Linked DNA regions of Homo sapiens: region 1 is linked to region 2. Evidence: read pairs that join two places in POLR2A ChIA-PET (ENCODE). Cell type or tissue: K562. All regions are shown on one strand. Links, peaks and the distances in the headings refer to the core of each region. The heading gives the core; the rest is flanking DNA. Region 1 has its middle 12 kb from the start of RD3. Region 2 holds the start of NTRAS (non-coding transcript regulating alternative splicing).

Region 1 (4,390 bases), core at 306-4,305, 130 kb before region 2:
CACATCTCATTTTCTGTGCTCGACAAGGGTAAGCACTTTTATCTGGAGGAGATGATGAGGTAGACTGTGTGTGTGTGTGTGTGTGTGTGTGTGTTCATCTGCGTGCGCATTTTGGGTGGAATTCCGTGTTATTTCTCTTCTCACAGTCCTGGAAGGCTGCTTAAAGAGGAAGCATTTTGGCAGTCTTCTAAATGACAGCTTGTTCTTGGGGGGCTGAGCAAGGGGGGACCCCAGGGGATGTGAGTGGGATGTCACTGCATGTCCCCGAGGCTGGGCACCTCCCTGTGTAAGACCCCATGCTGGCTGCTGGAAATTGCCAGAAGGCAGCGGCAGGTTCTCCAGGGTTCCTTTCACCAGTGTCCTTAGCTCTTTTCCTGGAAGATAAATTGAAGGCATCTTAACTTCTTTCTGCTTGCCAAACAACCTGTCAAGGAGGAAGAAAGAACAGAACCATCTGCTTAACCGGTGGTGACCCATGCTTCTCTCTGGGGCAAGAGGCTTCTTTCACTTCTGGGCCAAAGCTAAGTGCTTGTGAAAGCTGCCAGATGCTTGGTGTTCTGCGGTGGGCAGGTCTGTGCAAACCTACCCCCAAAGACCCAGGAAAGAGGCCTACAAATCCAGTTTCTCAGGAAGAAACGTTTATTTTATTAGGGACTTACAAACAGAAGCCACGTTGCAGGCAGCGTTGAGAGGAACAGTGGATCCCTGCACCATTATCCCCCAAAACCAGGACTTATCTACTGTAGGGAAGAAATGTGTAGGACAATTGAAGTTGACCCCTCAGGGAAAGGCAAGAATGCTATGTGAGTCTGCCTAAGGGCAGGATTCATGGTCAAGGTTGCTTTGACCTAAGGGCAGGATTTAAGGTAACAGCAGATGAAGTAGAAATCTTAGAGTCATTCCTGGAACAGGGGTTAATCAGAAGTCAAGATAGCATGTCAGCTTCCAAGATGGAGCTGATTTAGCCTCCACATGGAGTCGCTGGAAACCTCATGGGGAGGAAACCAGAAACAGAAATGGAAAAACTAGATTTTGTCCAACAATGGAGGAACCACGTAGAAAGTACAGTGCATCAATATCCCAGACTATGCAGCCACGAGACAATACTTGTGACAAAACTGGCTTCTAGCTTCCCATCCTGTGAAAAACAGCAGAACCCCCATGGTGCACCCACTGTATGCAGGTGGACAGAGCCAGGGAGGAAAGGGTCACAGAAGAAAACATTTTTGTCATGGTGGAATTAACTTATTACCCCAGGTGGAAAAATGACTGCATGTGTGCTGGGATCCTTTTCAAATGTTCAAATTATTTTTTTTTTTAAATCCAGAGTATAATATAAAAAGGACTCTGCAAGGAATAGAGGAGTTTATTCATTTACCTTCTAGCTGGCAGCTTCCCCACTTCCAGAGTTCGCCTATTTTCTTGACATATATGAAGCTCAGAGAAAATCAGTTTCTTTTGAACTTGTACGTTTCTTCAAAGGGTAGAGCAATTTGAACTCCCTGCCTATTGTGGTTTTCTTAACAAGCCAAAAAGGACACAACACATAATGCTTAAATCTGCAAGTACAAAAGCCTCTTCTTGGATTTAAAGTTGGGAAACATCTCCTGGGGAAAGTGTAACTATTAACGCAAAGTATTTGGTATTCACTGTACTGGAGGAGAAAAAGTTCTATACAACCATACTTCTGGAACCTGACCTATCTGTTTAATTACTTCACCAAAGAAGTGTTTAACCCTCTGCAAATCCAACTTCGTAATTTATCAGTCCAGTCGCTGTGCCTATGAGGAAACATAAATTGCAATCATCTTGCATTTGCACAGCAGCCACCAACTTACAGAGCACTTTCACATCTTTTGGTCCATTTCATTCACGAACACTCATCTTCCCGCCCCAGAGCCCAGTGAGGAGGGCAGGGTAAATTCCTGTGGTGCTGGAGCTGTGAATAACTAATCTAATCTGTGGAACACAGCTCCTGCCCTCTCCTGGCTTACCCTCTGAGTTCAGGAAGCCTCAGGAACTGTTTGCTCCTTGATATCTGGGAAGTGTTGCACAGAGCAGTTCTCACCCTTGTGGGAGCCTGGCGTAGAGGCAGAAGGCCTTACAGATACAGAGTGGGGCTCTTCGGAGACCCACCTCTTTGAGTTCAAATCTAGATTTAGCATATGTTTGCCGTGTGATTCTAGGTTTGTGTCCCAACTTCTCTGAACCTCAGCTATAATTTGGAGGTAATAATACCTTCCTTTGTAGGGTTGTTGTGAGCATTAAAGGAGATAAGTCTGGGAAGCATCTTGTCCAGTGCCCTGCTCAGAATATCCCCTAAATAAGCAGCAGCTAGGTGCAGTTTTGGGTACCCCAGAATTAGTTCTTCGTGTGGCTGCATTGGGATGCTCAGGGGCAGAACCCATAGCCTCTGTCTTCTTAGTCCTAACAAAAGCTACCCCAACAGTTTAGACCTTACCTCTAGGAGAGGCAGCAGGAAGAACGGCTCCCTCAGTCCCTCTCTATCCCTTTCCCCAGGATCTGCATGGGATCTCAGAACAAGGTCCCCCTGGAGGAGAGCCAGACCTGTCCCCCAGGCAGGCTTCTGGCTGTGGAGAGAGGCTGAGTCAAGGTCCCCACCACCCACCAAACCCCCAGACCAAGCTCTGAGGCCTCGGACAGTGTACATCCAGAAAGAGGCTTTGCTCTCTGGCTGGAGAAATGTTGTGTTGTTGTTGTTGTTGTTTGTTTGCTTAAGACAGAGTCTTGCTCTATCATCCAGGCTGGAGTGCAGTGGTGCGATCTCAGCTCACTGCAACCTCCACCTACTGGGCTCAAGTAACTCTCATGTCTCAGCCTCCCGAGTAGCTGGGATTACAGGCACGCACAACCATACACGGCTAATTTTTGTATTTTTAGTAGAGACAGGGTTTCGCCATATTGGCCAGTCTGGTCTGGAACTCCTGGTCCCAAGTGATCCACCCACCTCGACCTCCCAAAGTGCTGGGATTATAGGCGTGAGCCACCACGCCCGACCTGAAATGCTATTTTAAGGGTCCAATCTGGGTGCGCTGTGAGAAATGGGGCAGGAGAGGCTAGGACATATCCCCAGTATCCTCTCGAATATTGGGGAGCTATTCACCCTGGCTCTTTTTTTTTTTTTTTTTTTTGAGATGGAGTCTCGCTCTTTCACCCAGACCGGAGTGCAGTGGCGCTATCTTGGCTCACTGCAAGCTCTGCCTCCCGGGTGCACACCATTCTCCTGCCTCAGCCTCCCAAGTAGCTGGGACTACAGGCGCCCGCCACCATGCCTGGCTAATTTTTTGTATTTTTAGTAGAGACGGGGTTTCACCGTGTTAGCCAGGATGGTCTCAATCTCCTGACCTCCTGATCCGCCCGTCTCGGCCTCCCAAAGTGCTGGGATTACAGGCGTGAGCCACCGTGCCCAGCCTACCGAATGTTTAATATGCTTCCACTGTTGTCCACCCAGGCTCTTATTTGCTTGTGCAAGCCCAGCAATGTGGGGACATAAATGTAGGGACACAGAGTGAAGCTGGCGGCCACTTCCTGGGCTGTTTGGCCAGCATAGCTTTGAAGGTTTCTATTTTGAATGCCCTTGGGATGCTGTCTCTGCTTTGTCCCCTCCTTATCTTCTCATACCTACTACTTCACACATCTAGGAGCCTTGTGGCTCCTGAAGGTGAGTCTACAACCTCTCCACAGACACTCATGTCATTTACATAGGTGCTCGGTTTCTCTAATGGGAAGAGAGAGGAAAGGGCCAAATTCTTTCTGAGACCCTCTGCAAGGCCACTGGCACACACCAACCCATTTAGCTCTCACAGTAACCCCATGCTGGTGTTCTTACTATCCTTATTTTGTCAAGGAGGAAACTGAAGTTCAGGGAGTCATTGTTGGATATATTGGAGCTAAAACTGGCAGATCCTAAAGGCCAGGTCCTTGGTGTAACACCAGGGACCCGGAGCCATCACCTGTGAATCTGGTGCAGGTAGACAGACATCCCCAGGGGCTGATGGAACAGAGGAGAAAGCCTTGTTCTTATGGAGTTTGGACCTGTGGCCAGGGCTCCATTTACATTCCTTTTGAGAAATGGAGCCATCCTTTGGCACACACCCACCCCCATGCACCCTGACCTGGAGCCCTGTTGTCCACAGAACTGCCCAGTGGGCACCTGAGTCAACCAAGAATGGACTCTGGGGGACAGCACCCCCCTCACATCAGGATCCTATTGGTGCTTCACCTCCTACATCCATAGCTCTTCCTTGATCATAGCTCACTGGAGCAAACTCAACCACCCCCAGCTCCTGTGTTTGAGGGCCTGGGGGCAGAGCAGGGTCAATTGCACTGCTCAGATTGATCTGTTGACCCCTGAGACTCTTACCTGTTT
Region 2 (4,390 bases), core at 256-4,255:
TTAAATGATAAATTTTATGTTTTAAATATGTTACCGCAATTTTTTTTAAAATGGCTATAGTAGCCACAGAATTGCCACCACATCCCCCTGAAGAGAAAGACTCTCTTTCAAGGGAAAGGACACTTCTTTTCCAGATACTACTAACAAACCAGCCCTCTCATTAAGGTCACATTCTCTCACTCCTGAATCATCCCTGTGGCCAGGAAGCATGCTCTGCCCTGCTGGGCTCAGGCCCAGGTGCCTGCCCCAATCACTGTAACAAAAGGCCTGTGTTGACCTTTAGACCCATCAGGCCAACCCCAATGGAGGAGTAGAGTCGGCTGGGCGCGGTGGTTCACGCCTGTAATCCCAGCACTTTGGGACGCCGAGGCGGGTGAATCACAAGGTCAGGAGTTCAAGACCAGCCTGGCCAACATAGTGAAACCCCATCTCTACTAAAATACAAAAAATCAGCTGGGTGTGGTGGCGGCCTCCTGTAATCCCAGCTACTCAGGAGGCTGAGGCAGGAGACTCACTTGAACCTGGGAGGCAGAGGTTGCAGTGAGCCGAAATCACACCACTGCACTCCAGCCCAGGACACTGCAAGACTCCGTCTCAAAAAAAAAAAAAAAAAAAAAAAAAGAGGAGTAGAGTCAACTGCCCCTGCACTATCTGGGACAGGGGCTCTAGGGGGAGGCAGAGGAGCATAGGGATGGGGGAGTGGGGCAGAGTGGACACCTGCACAAAAAAAGGAGGCAGTGAGAAGGGGCAGGGACAATGGAAGCTGGTGGGGAAGCAGAGACTGTGGGCCATCTGCCAACATCCGTTCTTCCCTCTTCCTGGACACACAACCAGACCACATCTCCCAGCCTCCTTTGCAATGGAAGGGACCTGGATCCCTAAACAACTGTGCCCAAAACTAGGGCCACTCACTCCACCATTGTTACATAGAAGAGAAATTATCATCTTTAAGCTGCAGCAGGGGTGGGCAAACACTCGCGCTGCCTATTTTTGTAAATAGTATTTTATTGGAATACATCCACGATCATTCATCTACATATTGTCCATGACTACCTTCACTCTACAAGGACCGAGTGGAGCAGTTGAAGCAGAGAAGATATGACCTGCGAAACCTAAACTATTTACTCTCTGGCCCTTTACAGAAAGTTTGCTGGTCCCTGCCCTACATCAGTATTGGATCTCTTTGTTACCACAGCCTAGCCCTCCCTTGGCTAATGCAGTACACAACCAACACTGCTAACAAGAGGAGATACATCGAAGTGGTTTTGTCTTCTTTTTTCTTTCTTTTTTTTTTTTTTAAGATGGAGTCTTGCTTTGTCACCCAGGCTGGAGCACAGTGGCACAATCTCGGCTCACTACAACCTCCATCTCCTGGGTTCAAGTGATTCTCCAGCCTCAGCCTCCCCAGTAGCTAGGACTACAGGCATGCACCACTGCGTCGGGCTAATTTTTGTATTTTTAGTAGAGACGGGGTTTCACCATGCTGGCCAGACTGGTCTCCGGCTCCTGACCTCAGGTGATCCGCCCGCCTTAGCCTCCCAAAATGCCGGGATTACAGGCGTGAGCCACTGTGCCCGGCCTTAATTTTTTTTTTTTAGAGGCAGAGTCTCGCTCTGTCACCCAGCATTCACCAATGGTGCAATCATAGCTCATGGCAGTCTCCAATTCCTGGACTCGAGCGATCCTCCTGCCTCACCCTCCTGAGGAGCTGGGAGTACAGGTGCATGTCACCATGCCCGGCTATTTTTTTTTTGTAGAGACAGAGTGCATAGTGAAAGCTCTCTCTGTGTTTTTTGTCAACTGTCACACCACAACAATCATCAACACAGAAGACTTCTGTGACCAAATATGGAGGGTTTTCCCCCACACACCAAGCAGTAGACCCCAGCCAGTGTCCTCTAATTCAGTCCCAACACAATCTATCCGGAGACAGTGTCAGGCCCCACAGGTTGAGGGCTCAGACCCCCAAGACTGCCCCCTCGCCCCACCACACAAACTAGTTGCAAGGCCAGGCCTCCAGAGCTTTTGACTGACCAGCTTCAAGTTTGGGTTCCCATGGCCCCCTCTTTGGGTTTGATTAATTTGCTGGAGCGGCTCACAGAACTCAGGGAAACACTTATTACATTTACTGGTTTATTACAAAGGATATCGCAGAGGATACAAACGAAGAGGCATGTAAGGCGGGGTATCAGGGAAGGAGTGTGGAGCTGCCATGCCCTCCCTGGGCGCTACACTCCAGGAACCTCCCTGTGTTCAGCTATCCGGATAAAAGCTCCCTGAACCCTGTCCTCTTGAGCTTTTATGGAAGCTTCTTGACATCAGCATTCTTTCCCCCAGGGCATAGGGTGGGACCCTTGCATGGGAGAGTCTTAAAATCCACAATCAGAAAGGCGAGGGAATGTTAGAGTGAAAAGAGCTAGGGAGAAGGTCAGAGGCTGCCCCTGAGGCCTAATGCACCCAACATTCTAACAAAAGACTGAAACAAGGGCTATGGGAGTTATGAGCCAGGAACCCTCTTGGACGAAAACCAATCTATTTCATAACACCACACTGGGTGTCCCTATGTTGCCCAGGCTGGTCTCAAACTGGCCTCAAGCAATCCTCCCGCCTTGGTGTCCCAAAGTGTGGGGATTACAGGCATTAGCCACGGAACTCAACCCATCAAAGTGTTTGTTTTTGTTTTGTTTTGTTTTCGAGACATAGTCTCACTCTGTCACTCAGGCTGGAGTGCAGTGGTGCGATCTCGGCTCACAGCAACCTCTGCCTCCCGGGTTCAAGAGATTCTCCTGCCTCAACCTCCTGAGTAGCTGGAATTACAGGCATGCACCACCATGCCTGGCTAAATTTTGTATTTTTAGTAGAGATGGGGCTTCACCATATTGGTCAGACTGGTCTCGAACTCCTGACCTCGTGATCCATCCACCTCGGCCTCCCAAAGTGCTGGGATTACAGGCGTGAGCCACCACACCCAGCCTCTCAAAGTGTTTTAAATTCAGTTAATAAACCACTTATTCCCTGGAAACAGCTCCTGTCATGGCACAGCCCACTTCAGGAAAAGTTGTACCAGGCAGCCTGTGAGAACATTTTCAATAGAAATGAGTGGACCAGGAACAAATTTTATTCCTACTCAATGGCTGTGTTTTCTTTGGCAGAAGCTAGACCAAGTTTCACATCACAGTTGAGAGGAGACGTGCATAGGAACTGCGTCATCTGGTTCCACACTCGCTCCAGTGATGTTTGAGCCCCAGCATAGATCAGCATGCCAGGAAGCAGCCCACCGGACCCACCCCTGATCATGGCACTGGACATTGTTTTCCGTGCTTTTCTCAGGCTGGTTTCTGCCTGTCCCAACCCTGGCCATGGCTGACAAGGGGCCCAGGGACACTGGAGCAGAGAGACCTGCTGGTCCTTGGGGTTTCTTGCAAGGTAGGACTCTACATCCTCCCTTGGGAACTAATTGATCTGTCAGTAAAATGTAAACTTCTGACTCCATGGGTCTGTGAATCAGCTGCCTCTAAAGGGAAATATCCCAGGAGTGATGAAAACTTGAAGATCGAGGATTGGATATAAGCTCAGAGGTGAAGGAGGGAAATTCCTCGGGTCAACTTTAGCGGACTGATCCACGGGGTCTGCCAAGAGACAGGAGCTCGAGGGTTAAACCCAAGCACTCGGGAGTCAGATGTATGAATCTGAATCTCAGCCTCTCGGCTTGCTGTGTAATCTCAGGCAAGTGACTTTTCTGTTCTGTAAATCAGGCTGATAGCGGGGGAACCTCTCTCACAGGGCTGCTACAAAGATTGCATGAGATTTTGCTCAACAAATATTAGCTGTTGGCTCCAGAGTTTAATACCTCTGATCACTACAAGCTTTGAAGGCAAGATAAAATAACTTCAACATGTGAGTACCAGGAGGCCTTGGTGAAAAGCAAGCCTGCCGGGAGATAATGCCTGGCTGGGTCAGGATTCTTGGTGCTTATTGACCACTGGGCACTTCAGAGCAGAACTCATCAAAGCCTCTGTATTGGGACAAGGGCTAGGGTGGAGGGGAGGATTGGGAAGGGAGAGGGGAGACTGTCCTTCTTTCTACTAAAAGTTACTGGCAAGAGAATGGGAATTAACCAGGCCTGGAAAAGTAATTTAGGTATTAGAACTTTGAACTCTTTTTTTAAAAACAAAAGACAAAAACAGCTTTATTGGGATATAATTGACAAATAAAAATTGTGTATATTTAAGGTGTACAACTTGATGTTTTGATATATGTACACATTATGACATGATCACTACCATCAAGCTAATTCACATATCCATCACCTCATACAGTCACTATTTTCTTCTTTGTGTGTGTGAGAGATGAGAACACTTAAGATCTATCCTCAGCCGGATGTGGTGGC

What was found. ChIA-PET counts read pairs that join two places held together with the same protein. Peaks named below come from ENCODE experiments on the same cell type or tissue, not always from the same donor. Only the 100,000 strongest peaks of a DNase experiment are listed, where the experiment ranks them.
Region 1: POLR2A ChIA-PET joins it to region 2 with 5 read pairs; 8 of 35 experiments call an interaction of 5 or more read pairs at or near these places.

Annotation. Positions count from the first base shown.
Region 1 is chr1:211,501,749-211,506,138 of GRCh38, forward strand. No RefSeq gene overlaps it. Among named protein-coding and RNA genes, the nearest start is that of RD3, 12 kb to the left of the region's middle. In K562, for the core only: no CTCF peak of the experiment used is centred there; a DNase peak (open chromatin) is centred at 2,003; H3K27me3 peaks cover 2,738 bases.
Region 2 is chr1:211,636,464-211,640,853 of GRCh38, forward strand. NTRAS (non-coding transcript regulating alternative splicing) reads left to right here and starts at 3,345. Exons shown (of 3, transcript NR_131925.1): 1 at 3,345-3,426; 2 at 3,756-3,897. In K562, for the core only: no CTCF peak of the experiment used is centred there; no DNase peak of the experiment used is centred there.